2 separate regions of the Homo sapiens genome follow, and region 2 is linked to region 1. A link is a contact called in ENCODE Hi-C or POLR2A ChIA-PET data. All regions are on one chromosome and are shown on one strand. Each heading gives the region's core, a stretch centred on a gene start or an enhancer-like site at or near the end of the contact. The rest is flanking DNA. Distances are from core to core; before and after follow the strand shown. Region 1 has its middle 68 kb from the start of USP38. Region 2 has its middle 42 kb from the start of GAB1.

Region 1 (6,621 bases), core at 2,310-4,809:
TAAGGAAGATAAATTCTGGTTTCCATCACTTGCTTCAAGGGAGAAAGAAGGATGGAAAACAGGAGGATGGGAAAGTCAGAAAGACCTTGGTTCTAAAGTTGCTTCTAAGGCCTTCCAACCTCCTTTGGTTAAAAGTACTCAGCATGCCAAAGCGCCATAATTTGGGGATTGTGTTCTGAGCCCCAACAACACCAAAGATGCTACAATTAGATATTATTATGCATTAAATTGCATGCTTTTCTGTGCTATAACACAGAGCTGGATACAACTGTGAGAACTCAATAAATACATGTTTAGATTTCTTTGTTTGTTTTGGTTACTATAAAGATCTGAATATAATTAATGGTGTATTTTCTTTGCTTGCAGTATATGGCTTTCAATTTTACCTATTAATTTTATTATCCTATTCATTGTATACGGTTTTAATTACAATCTCCTCAAATCTTTCTTGGTAGAAATAAGTGTGGTAGAAATAAAGAAGATAATTGAATACAGATATTACAGTAAATACATGTCAACTGGAATGTGAAATGCTGTGGCTACTCCCCAAGCAGATTTCATCCTAAGACATTCCAGATAATATAGATAAATCCCTCTTCCCTATTCCTGCCTCCAAACCCCACCTGTTTCCCTGCCCTCAACACATTTCCTAAACTAGGACAGGAACATGTGGGAAAAACAAAGTGGAAAAGGGAAGCAATTCACAGCCCAAACCAAGCCAAACCATGTTTCCACCCATTTGTTGGACTTTTAAAAACTTGCTAAAGCAAATTTAACTCTGCAAATGTGTATTTTAAAAGGTCAGCTATTGAATGTGGTACGGAAATTGCACTGCCATGCAAGATTGAAGTGTTGTGTGAAATTTCAGCAATTGTGCCCATTAACAGAAAAAAAAATATTTACTGTAGGGTCTCTTTCCAGTACCAAGCTTTGGTTAGCTGACGGCGCTGGAATGTGCTAGCCAGGGGTACTCTGATGCCATGTTACCTACCACATCTTCAAAGCTGGAACATCTCCAGCTATGCCTTCCTACATTCAGTGTGTTTACGTACCTTTCTCTATTAAAATAAACACCATGCAGAATGTTAACAGACTGGATTAAAGTGGAAATAGACATGAAGTTGGGGGCAAGCATTAAGCATCATCTTTCTGCTTCTCCCCAGCTGTGCCACAGGCTTGGAACACTTTAAATAGGCTTGGGTGGAAAAGACACCAAAATTAGCTTTGAATTTTCTAGGGTTTTTTGTTTCATTTTGTTTTGTTTTTGCTGATTTCAGACACTTCAAGGCATTATTTAAAAGTAGCCTCCTGGTCTTTTCTTTCCCTGTGTTTCTTTTCTTTTCTTTTGATAATTGATTTAAAAGTTCTTTGTACTACCTTGCTCACCTTTTTTCTTACAATTCCCTTTACAATTGTTTTAACCTTTCTCCTACCTAGCTCAGTCTGCTTTTTGTATGCAGACAGCCAACAGGATACAAACTGTAAAATATGTTTGGCCTGACTTACTGTTTCCTTTCTACATGCTTGGATGTAGAGAATAAGAATCTAAAAGCATAGCTTTTTCCATCTTCTGAAAAAAAAAAATCCATGCTATGCAGGTTAGCCTAAAACTTTTGAATGAATGCAGTTGTCCTATGTTATACTTTAGTCACAGGCCCTTTGAATAGAGCCAAATCCCAGCTGCACCAATGTCTTCTTGGCTGGATATGAACAGTGCCATTGCCTGGGTTCTCATTGCTTTTCTGGCCCAGATCAGCAGATCTTCCCACACCCACACCCAGCCCTGCCCTTCTCCTTGAGTGTAAGGCAGGAAATAATAAGGCCTGAATAAGGAAATAAAGGCCAAGACACTATTTTAGTGCCCTTAGACTCTTCATCAACCAGAAACACTAATGGTCCCTGGTTTCCTTCTGGCCGTTCTTCAGGACCATCAGTAGCACAGCCACTGCTTCAGCCTCTTTTATTTGTGCACACACACAAAAAAATTATCCTAAATGATTGCTCAGTGAATTATCCTTTCCATGTGTTTCTTTTACTAAGAAGGACAAAATATATACATGAGGGAAATACATTTCCATCATTTACCCACAACTATATAAATGAATATTATGGAATATTTACAATGTATTAGGATTAACTGTAGGATTATCTTTTTCAAGGAAATGTACTAAACTTAGTCATAAGCAATGAGTCAGTCTCATTCCAGAAATCATTCAGAGGTGCCATATGAGCAAAGGTAACAAGAACTTCTTCATGGAAATATGCCAAGAACAATATATAGTATAAGAAAACACTTCAGACTATTTTATTTCTAAATGTAAATAATAAAAGCAATATTATAAACTGTAGACAAGAAGAAACTTAAATGAGAGTGCCGGTAAATGTTATCCATCCCAGCAGAACTACAACTTGCCAAGACTTCGGGAGAAACTGTGTAACTGCTACTGTTACAAATAAAGAGGAGGGATTTGGCATTTTCATGCAGGCAGACATGCTATCTATATATGTATGTGATATTAGGCGGCAAGGAAGACAGACAGTGTCATCCTTATAATAAGCATCCAGGAAAACAAGGTTCACAGACAGGGCCTTGGAATCTATGCTTCTTCCTGAAAAAGAAGAATCGGTTTTCCATTTGGATCTGCCATCAGGACACTTATTATCCCACTAAGAATAATTGCCTTAGTGACAATGAGGCACATAACACAAAGGAACAAGGGAAACAGCATCCAGTCTCAGGTTTCAAGATCAAATCAAGGCAGTGCGGTGAATAGGGCAGGGATTTCTGCCTGTTTTGTTCATTGATATGTCCTAAGTGCTTATAATGGTACCTGAACATAGTAGGTGATCAATAAATATTTACTAGATGAATGTGTGATGAATGAATAAGCAATGATTCAACATTATTCACACTGAAGGATGAACTATTTCTTGGAACATGTAAGCATCGGACATTTTGTAAAATGTTTTGAAAATGTAGTAAGTAGCCTCCTTTGTTTGCTATTCAGCTACCAAATATTTCATCTAAAATATATTTAAAGCAAGGGCATAGTATAGTTCATGTTTTTGGAAAAAATAACAAGTATTCTGGACCTACTACGTGCAAATCATTGTAACCTGTAAGGGTATGAGCTCTGATATAAGATGCAAATCACAGGTATGAGACAAAAGATAAATGACATACACAAAAGAAGATGAGCAGATTTTTGGATACCACAAAGAAAAAAAATGACCCTTGTTTTAACCATCTGGGCCTTGGTAGGTAGTAATCAGAAGCTCACATCAAAAACCTACTCTTCAAGTTTTAATATTTTTTCTACTTGGTTAGAGTGTACCAGTTAGGATTTGGTCAAGAAAACAGAAATCACTCTAGGTATTTCAAGAAGGAAAGGATTTAATACAGAGAATTAGAGCCCTTACACAAAACCACTGTCAGGACTAGGAGAAGAAAAGTCAGGGAAGCTCCTCATAGTTTTCAGGACATCAGGAAATTCAGAGATCAGAAGAAACCTCTGCTAATGATCTCAACTTCCTGCAGTACCAAAGTGGGTGATTTCCAGAAGAATACCTAAAAGCTTCGGGCAAAGCCTCATGTCTGCTCTTTGCCAAGGTTTGTTTATCTGCTTGCCCACAGCTGCTGAGTCAATGATGGCTTCTCCTTTTTGCCTTCGGTTCTACTCTAAATCTCAAGGAGTGACCTCCATACATGGAACCTGAATTAGAAATCTGGTGACAAAGCAGTTTAGAAAATATAATTTCCAGGCTTCCAGATCCTACATGATAAGGGAGAAAATAGATGGGAGTTAGGACTGTTGCTAACATTCCAACAGAAATCCAGCACAACGATTGAGGTTAAGTCTATCATCAAATGTAAATGGTTTTCATCCATCATATGGACTCAGTCACTCTCCTATGGAAGTTTTGTTGTTGTCTTCCTAAAACTCTCATATTTGGCTGGGCGTGGCAGCTCATGCCTATAATCCCAGCACTTTGGGAGGCCGAGGCGGGCAGATCACCTGATGTCAGGAGTTCAAGACTAGCCTGGCCAAGATGGTGAAACCCCATCTCTACTAAAAATACAAAAATTAGCTGGGCGTGGTGGTGCGTGCCTGTAATCCCAGCTACTCGGGAGGCTGAGGCAGTAGAATCTCTTGAACCTGGGAGGCGGAGGTTGCGGTGAGCCAAGATTACACCATTGCACTCCAGCCTGGGCAACAAGAGCGAAACTCCATCTCAAAAATAAATAAATGAGTACTCTCATATTCAAGAACCCCTCTACTATCATCATAGAAGATATATGCACTGAGTAGAACCTACTGACTACTGTTTTGTTGGCCAGAACGGACAAAACCTTGTAAGCAGTTTGCCTGCGGACTTCTTGGGAAACTGTATTTCAGTTAAGTTTATTTCCACCAGAGTGTGTTGCCTGATGCTCTGGGAGGACACGACAACCTGGGGAGGAAAGGGTGGATATTTTCAGGGAAGGTATGCAGGGGTAGATTAAAATTTAGTAGGTTCTCTGAGCAGAACAGACAGCAGTGGGCCATCAGGACAATGGAAATAGCATGTGATAAGCCTCCACTAGAATTTAACAGAACGGGGAACATGAGTCTCTCTCGACTCCTTTGCATGTTTTCTTGCATCCACTCAATAGCCCTTCACTTTAAATTCTCTTTTTGGTGAGTGAGATCTGTTGGGGGAAAATGGCATACTCTAGAAGTAGGACTAAGGAGAAGATAGAGAGTAGAACAATATACTGGGGTCATATTCCTCTCATTTAAAATAAAACAAAAGAATAGTTTCCATCAGCCCTCCCAACTTGAGGCTCCCAGTTGAGTCCCCCTGGCGGTGCAAGGAAGGGTAAGCATAAACCACCTCACCTCCTCGCACGCCCTGGCCACTCCCTTGCCCTCCGTTCCTCTCTCCACAAGGGAGCTTCCCTGGCCACCCAGGCTTTGAGCAGTGTTCTGCTCTGGAGGGAATGCCTCTAGGAACAGGATTATGGTCCTGTAACCCTGCCCTCTCTCTTCTCACTGATTTCCTTGGGCTAGGGAGTGCTGAAAACCAAGAACAAGTATCAGGTTCTTATTTTGATCTCTAAGAAAAATACTCTTTTATCTTTTTCTCTCCAGTCCTTAGGGAGTTTTTCTCCTGTAAGTGCAAGGGAAATTCAGGCTCCAAAAAGCCACCTAGGAAGATGACCCGGGGCCAGCCCAAGAATCCACACCCTCTTCTCTGCAGCACATATAACAGTAACTGTACCAGAGGGCTTAGCCAAAAGCAACATGTGGTTGTGCAAGGAGAGAAAGGGTGAGAAAATGCATTAAGATTTTTAAGATGCTGCTTCTTCACTGAGTTCCCTTGCTAAAGGTGAGTGAAAATAAGTACTTGAAGAGCAAAAATACATTGAGAACTAGCCAAAGCACTAGAATCCTGCTTTATAGGGCAAGGATGTAGAAAGGACAGAGAGAGAGAGAGAGGGAATGAGAGAGAGAGAGAATGAATGAGAGACAGAGAGAAAGGAGAAAGAGAACTTTAATTTTTTTCAAGCAAAACTAAAATCGTGGCCAGTCGCCGTGGCTCACACCTGTAATCCCAGCACTTTGGGAGACCGAGGCTGGTGGTTCACTTGAGGCCAGGAGTCTGAGACCACCTGGCCAACATGGTGAAACCCTGTCTCTACTAAAAATACAAAAAACAATTAGCCAGGCATGGTGGTGGGTGCCCGTAATCCCAGCTACTTGAAAGGCTGAAGCAGGAGAATCGCTTGAGGCCAGGAGGCAGAGGCTGCGGTGAGCTGAGATCACACCACTGCACTCCAGCTTGGGTAATAGGGCAAGACTCTGTCAAAAAAAAAAAAAAAAAAAAAAAAAAAACTAAAATATCTAGTATGAGGAATGATGAAGACTATGTTAGTTGCATACACTTTCAGATACATTAGCAGCACATAGAAAAGACTGAAAATAAGTTGATAATATTTTTCTTTTCAGTGTGTTCACATTCCCAACCTGAGGGGTGGGGTGCTTCAATGTATGTTTTTCCCCATTATATAATGTGGAATGTAATCAAGGAAGAATCATTACTGGACTAATCCTCCTCTTATATTAATTCTCTATAATAATGAATAATCAGTTATAAGGGAAAAGGGATTGAAATTAAAAGGCTAAAACTACAGGTTAAGCAAACAAACATAGCCACAATTATGTGATTGTAAGAATAACTTTCCATGAAGCTAATAGATGCTACATGGCAAAATATATTATTACAAACCCAACTGTCCCCAGATTGGGAAAAAAAATGTATGAGGCCTAAAAACTGCTGGATTATTTTGAGTAAGAATTGGACTCAAAATGAGAAATGCAAATGAAAAGTACTACTTCTATATCTCTTTAATTGACTGGTACTCTCTGCCATCAGATTTACCACCCCAGAAGACTACATGAAATTATAAAACCTAGAAAAATGGCAAAGCTAGAGAAAAATCCCAGCAGACGTATTTTTGAAACCTGATTTTTTAAAGCTCCTCTCTGAAATAAATCTCTAAATGTCACTACTTTCAGAATGCATCTAACTAGAGAATTTCAAAATTGCTTTTTTTTCTGAGAATTGCCCAGGACAATG
Region 2 (6,621 bases), core at 1,277-3,776, 41 kb after region 1:
TAGTGAGACTCTGTCTCTAAAAATAATAACAATAAAAAGACATATGATTCATTCCAAGTCAAATAAAAAAGACTTCTTATCTTCAGATAAGCTTGGATCTATCACTTTATTAATACCAACAGTAAAAGTTGCCACTAAACATTGAGTATGTTAGCTCTAATTTAGAAAGTAGAAATTAACATTTCTATATTAAGTTGAGAAAACTAAAACTAAGCAACTTGCTCAAGGCCATTGGCCTAATAAGTGCTAGAACCTAGATTCAAACCTGGGTGTTTCTCACTTATAAGCCTGCAGCCTTCCTAACTGCACTAACGTCTATAACTAAGAAATGTTTGTATGTGTCGCTCATCACATAATTACTTCTCAGTCCCTCATAATTCTTAGATAATGGAAAGACACAAGACTGAGAAATCTGAATAGAGCCAGTGCCCAGAAATTGTCACCACTGGATTTAGTGCCTAAAATTTCACACTTTCAGTCAGCCAATGAGAAAACCCAGTTAAATGCAAGAACAAGCTAGAATGGATAGCATAATAACCAACTAAGTTGGTGACAAAGTCCTGAGAAACACTCAAGAGAGGTCTCAGTTTACTGGTAAAAAAAGGAGGGCATTGGACACCCAGGAGAAGTAGAAAATGGCCTCAGCCTCAACAGCAAACCCAACTGTAGCACCACGGCTTGCCCTGGCTAGAAACACTCCCCATCTGATGCATAGAAAATGGCTTGTATAACATCTTTTAGCAAGGCAATGGTTAATGTAGTATTAGAGCTCAGAGGGCCCAGCTGCTAATATACAAATCTGTTCAGAAGACATGGCTAGTATCTACACTGTGTCTTCAAGAAACAAATGGAGTCAAAATCCTGATTCTTCAGCCAAACATGTTTGCTACAGGTCCCAAAAAGGCATATACATAGAGTGATCCCATGCTCACATACTTTATTATCAGCTGAGGTTCTGACCCCAAATCTTTCCTCCTCTGTTGAGCTGCATAAACACAACCCCACTAACCTAGTTAAGACTTAGCCTAGAAGCAGGTGAAGTTTTGTAGGCCAGTGGCTCTGCATTAGTCACCTTGAGGACGTGTTAAAAGTTGGACTGCTGGGCCCCACCCACTGAGATTTTGATTCAGTTTGTCTAGAGTGGGACCTGAGAATTGTTTACATTTCTCATAAATTATCTGATGATGTTGATGCCACCAGTCTGTGGACCACACATTGAAAATGACTGTTATAGACCTACACTCAAGACTTGTCCCCAGGATCCTACAGCTACAGAAGCAGGAGGAGGCAAGGCAAGTTCCAAGAAAATGCACTTCTACACAAGGGCAAGAACAGCTGGCCAACCCTTCCTTTCCCCAGAGCCCTACCTGAATCCTCCTAGGACTTCCAAAGGCCCAGGGCCACCTTTCAACTGACAGGCTACCTCAGGCCCATCTCTCATTGCACCAGATACACAGGGAAAAAAAGAAAAACAAAATTGAAAAGACAGTCTGAAGAGCAAAATAAGTCCCACTTCCCTCCAAAGGGTAGAAAAAAATGTTAACCCCCTTGCTCCTCCCCCAGAAACTCCACTTCCTATCATGATGACCAAGTTATTGATCATTGCTTTTGTGGAAGAATAAGGTTAAGCTTAGATGTGCAATTAACAAGGTTTATAGTCACGCGCTTTGCCAGATGAACAACTCTTTGCAAAAATATTTACCATAAAATAAAGAAATTGGCACTTCCAATAAAAATATCACTACAGACATTTTATTTGGCCATCCTAGAGAAACATCCACAGAAGTGATCAACACATAATAACCTCCCAATTATCTTTCTCTTTAAGACTTATGGTTTCTTAAAGTGCTTTTTTTTTTTTTTTTTTTGAGACAGAGTCTCACTCTGTTGCCCATGCTGGAATGCAGTGGCACAATCTCATCTCACTGCAACTTTTGCCTTCCTGGTTCTCCTATCTCAGCCTCCTGAGTAGGTGGGATTACAGGCGCGCACCACCACGCCTGGCTAATTTTTCTATTTTTAGTAGAGATGGGGTTGTGCCATGTTGGTCAGGGTGGTCTCAAACTCCTGACCTCAAGTGACCTGCCCGCCTCGGCCTCCCAAAGTGCTGTGATTACAGGCGTGAGCCACCACGCCCGGCCACTTAAAATGCTTTTAACCATGCAAATTAGAGAGGCTAGAGTTAATTTTATAATGCATTAGATAGTTGCTGGGATTACTATTGATTTTTTTCATTTCAAATGGCATTCAGTTAAGGAATATGTACAAATCATCACTGCTTCCATCTTGAATGGTCATTTATAAAATTTTAGGGGCTAGAACACATAAAATATTTTTAGCTTGGAAGATGTGTTGCAGGGTGGAATGTTTGTGGGAAATGTCCTCTACATGAAGGATTTCTGCTCCAAAATGTCTTGATTAATTAACATAAACAGCTTTGAGGAAAAAGAGAACAGCATCTCACGTCTGGCAGGATCCTGGCAGGGTTCTTTGGAAATTCCAAGGCAAGCCAAACACAGGGAAACCAGGCCTGTTCCATCCACGGCTGGTCCAGTTCCAGGGAAACGCCTTGGGCTTGGGAGAGCTCTGGAAAGGCTCTGCTCTAGTTGGCAGTAAACCAAAGTCCATTTCTTCTTTTGCTCCCAGGTCCCCTGAGATAATGAATTGGCTTCAGAGCCCTGGAGAAATGGGCTACAGCTGAGGAGACCTGGAGGACCCTGTCAAGAATGGCCTCAGTCAGGTGCGGTGGCTCACACCTATAATCCCAGCACTTCAGAAGGATTGTTTGAGGCTGGGAGTTTGAGACCATCCTAGGCAACATAGTAACACCCTGTCTCTACAAAAAAAAAAAAAAGAAAAAAAAAATTTAAAGAATGACCCCGATGCCCTGCTCTGCACTGTGAGCTTGTCCTTCCAGAATTTCAAAATGGAATGAATGGAATTAAGCATTATGAGAAAGAAATATAATATTTACTGAAAGTATCCTGCTGAGCTTTTAAAACATATGTTATTTAGTTCTTGCATTAACACTGCAAGACAGAGATTATTGCCTTTTCTATAATACCAGGGGAAAAAAGGGTGAGCAAGAAGGCTAAGTCATCTGCCTCACATCACATAACACATTAGTGACAGAATCAGGATAGGGACAAGAGCCTATTTTATAGCAAAGAAACCATCTTCTCCACCGGATTCCTCCAATTAACTATAGAAAAGGGGAAAGTTCAAAACAGCTCAACACTATTATATTATTTTAAGCCATTCAGACACGAAGTGGGAAATAAGTACTTTGCAGGTTTTTCTCAATATCAAGGAGTGATTCCCACCACCGGGTTCTTGGGCAACATTGCAACATTGTGAAAAAGGTGATGTTGGTTTACAACCTTTCTATATCCCAGCCTCCCTCTCCTGTACCTCTACTACTCCTCTACCACCCAGGGCCTACATTAGCCCCTCATCAGAGCTCCCCTCTCACTCCTGGAGTTTTCCAGAATCCTGATGTGGTCTCCCATCCAATGTCATAAAGACCATGTAATTGTGCCAGTGTACAGAGGAGAGATCCTTTGTACAAGAAGAAACCCACCTCCTACTAGTCTTAAACACCTCTTGCTTAAAAATTAACCCTTCCACGCTCACCACCAACCTCTTTTCAGTACTTCCAATGCTTCCATATACCTGGGCTCAATTTGTGAAATGAGTGTAAAATGCTATCTGAGTAAAATAATTTGCACCACTTGAATGACAAATGGATTCAACTATTCAGAGATATCTGTATTTTAAAGGAAGAGTTCTTAATGAATTTTGAACACTGAAAATTGTCATGAACTGGAAGGTTTTTCTAGATGTATTTCTTTCTGATTTTATCATGTTTCACTCTTATCTCTCAATCAGTCAGGGAGCAGTCATGGACTTGGTGTCCCCCATATGAAAGTTTGCCAAGGCCGGGCGTGATGGCTCATGCCTGAAATCCTAGCACTTTGGGAGGCTGAGGCAGGCAGATTGCCTGAGCTCAGGAGTTCGAGACCAGCCTGGGCAACATGATGAAACCTCGTCTCTACTAAAATACAAAAAATTAGCCGGGCGTGGTGGTGCGCGCCTGTAGTCCCATCTCCTCGGGAGGCTGAGACAGAAGAATCACTTGAACCCAGGAGGCAGAGATTGTAGTGAGCCGAGATCGTGCCATTGCACTCCAGCCTGGGTGACAGAGTGAGATTCTGTCTTCAAAAAAAAAAAAAAAATAGAAAGAAAAAGTGAAAGTTTGCCGAAGTGTGATCTAACATTACCAGGTTTTGATTTGATTAACCTTTTTGCTGCTGCAGTTTCTTCTAAATAAAAAGATTTAATATTTCCATGAATAATCTTCTACCTAGGACTAAAATAGCACCAAGAAAACCTATCAGAGTTCAAAGACCTATGTGATTTGCCCAAATTTTAGAAGAATTGAAATGTGTAGTTTCCCCGAAAATATGTCATTAAGTATTACATATCAGAAAACTTAGGCCAAGTGTGGTGGCTCACGCCTGTAATCTCGGCACTTTGCAAGGCCAAGGCAGGAGGGTGTCTTGAGCACAGGAATTCAAGACGAGCCTGGGCAAGATAGCAACACCCCATCTCTACAAAAAAAAAGTTTTTTTTTTTAATTAGCTGAGTGTGGTGCTATGTGCCTGTAGTCCTAGCTACTTAGGCTGAAGTGGAAGGATCACTTGAGCCCAGGAGTTCGAGGCTGCAATGATCTGTGATCACACCACTGCACTCCAGCAGCAATGACTCTGCTGGAGCAAGCACCTGTCTAAAAAAAAAAAAGAAAGAAAGAAAAGAAACTAATTTTTTTAATGTATAGTAGTCAAAATATTCTTTGTTCAGACATGCCACTTGCCTAGGATTGTTGAATAGCTGGTAAGTCCTGTCTTGTTTAGCATCAGAATACGTATAGCATAGCAATTTTAAGAAACTAAAATATTAAACTACATATTTGCTTTCAAAGCAAAAGTTACATAAAATATCTTTGGACTATTATTAAGAAAAAAATTGCCTGCATATTTAAAAATTCAATGCTATGTTTTCTAAAGAAGGATGGATGGAGACCCCCTTACTGGTGCAGAAGGTCAAGCTTGCCTTAATGGTCTTAGGCAAACACTCCTTGCTTAAAAATTCACCTTTTCTACAATGTTTGAAAATAGAAGGAGGAGGAAATATGAATAGTGGAAAGAAGAAAAAAGTAGGTCAGGGCTTCGAAACCCTGCCATCTGTTCTTTATCACCTAATATAGATCTCTGTTTTTCCCAGTCACCACTCTTAGGACATCTACTATAGGGGACAGTTTATGTCAGTGATGGCATAATTACAGACTATTCCTCCCAGGCCCACATCTATATATGCCATCACTTCAGGCCCACAGGCCACCCCACTATTTCTCCATCTTAACCCTGGCCCTTCTGTCTGTGGGCCTTTGCTCAAGCCATTTTTCTCTTCCAAACACATACTCTCCCAGTCCTCAATCTCCCTCCTAATTAAACTAATAGTAGATTAAACTTTAATTAAGTTTTATTCATTTCTCAAGGCCCATTTGAAATGCTCCTTTTTTCAAGGTCCCTTTCTTGTTTCTTCCCAAGGGTGGCACATTTCTCCCTGTCGGAACCTCTCAGGTATTACCTTTGTGTTACTGAATGGGCCTTGTGTGATAGTTATTTGTGTTCTATAACAGATTCCCCCTACTAGAACTTCTACCAGAAAAGGAAGCAGGGCTTGTTTATGCTTGTACTTTTAGAAAGGGTTGCTACAGTGTCTAGAGCAGAGGAGGTGTTCAGTAAATGTGTTTTCCAATGGAAATAAGATGAAAATTTCAGACAGACAATGAAAATAAATAATTCTAGACTATTTCCTTCTTCAGTTTTTTTAACTTCCCATCTGCCTGGACTCCTCCCCTGCCTTTCTTTGAATATGAGGTTAAGTTTCATGTTCTCACACTTTGCTGTCAGTTAGCTGTGATCCTACCAGGAGATGACAATACTCATCTAGAGGGATAAGAGTGGGCACAGGCTATGGCCCATCATGATGAAAAAGAAGTAATAGGAGATCAGAAGCCCGGCCAAGCAGGCTTGTTTGTTCATCTCCCATGCTGACTTGCTTAGTGGCTTTGTAGGTCACTTTCTATATTAAGGCTTTATATCTAGTGCAAAAAAAAATTAAAGTTTATGACGTTTTTAACATCTGGAGAGACCATCAACAATAGGGTCTAGTGTCCTGTGGCTTCGTAGTCTCCTCTGGGCAATGGTATAGAACAGCATATTTTTTAAGCCTCAATCAAAAAGCAGGTTTAGGTAGCAATCTGGAAGGTTCTCCATGCTAAGGGGTTTTTTTGTTTGTTTGTTTTTGTTTTGTTTTGTTTTGTTTTGTTTTGTTTTGTTTGAGATTCAGTCTCACTCTGTTGCCCAGGCTGGAGTGTAGTGGCATGATCTCGGCTCACTGCAACCTCCGCCTCCCAGGTTCAAGCGATTCTCCGGCCCCAGCCTCCGGATTAGCTGGGATTACAGGCATGCTCCACCACACCTGGCTAATTTTTGTATTTTTAGTAGAGACGGGGTTTCACCATATTGGCCAGGCTGGTCTCAAACTCCTGACCTC

What was found. Hi-C counts contacts between places; a loop is a spot of excess contacts on that map. ChIA-PET counts read pairs that join two places held with the same protein, here RNA polymerase II (POLR2A). Pooled maps may share reads with other maps.
Region 2: a map of esophagus muscularis mucosa shows a loop between it and region 1 (2.0-fold over the local background). The contact joins two enhancer-like sites. A Hi-C loop is called at or near these places in 3 of 168 maps with a recorded cell type or tissue (endothelial cell of hepatic sinusoid, esophagus muscularis mucosa and sigmoid colon), 1 of 37 single-sample maps with no recorded cell type and 3 of 50 pooled maps. POLR2A ChIA-PET finds 5 or more read pairs at or near these places in 5 of 52 experiments (A673, AG04449, MCF 10A and 2 more).

The regions. Positions count from the first base shown.
Region 1 is chr4:143,249,777-143,256,397 of GRCh38, forward strand. No RefSeq gene overlaps it. Among named protein-coding and RNA genes, the nearest start is that of USP38, 68 kb to the left of the region's middle. Within about 2 kb of position 3,560, at least 2 of the 41 ENCODE cell types and tissues checked have a DNase peak (open chromatin) inside an H3K27ac peak, as active enhancers do.
Region 2 is chr4:143,291,990-143,298,610 of GRCh38, forward strand. No RefSeq gene overlaps it. Among named protein-coding and RNA genes, the nearest start is that of GAB1, 42 kb to the right of the region's middle. Within about 2 kb of position 2,527, at least 7 of the 41 ENCODE cell types and tissues checked have a DNase peak (open chromatin) inside an H3K27ac peak, as active enhancers do.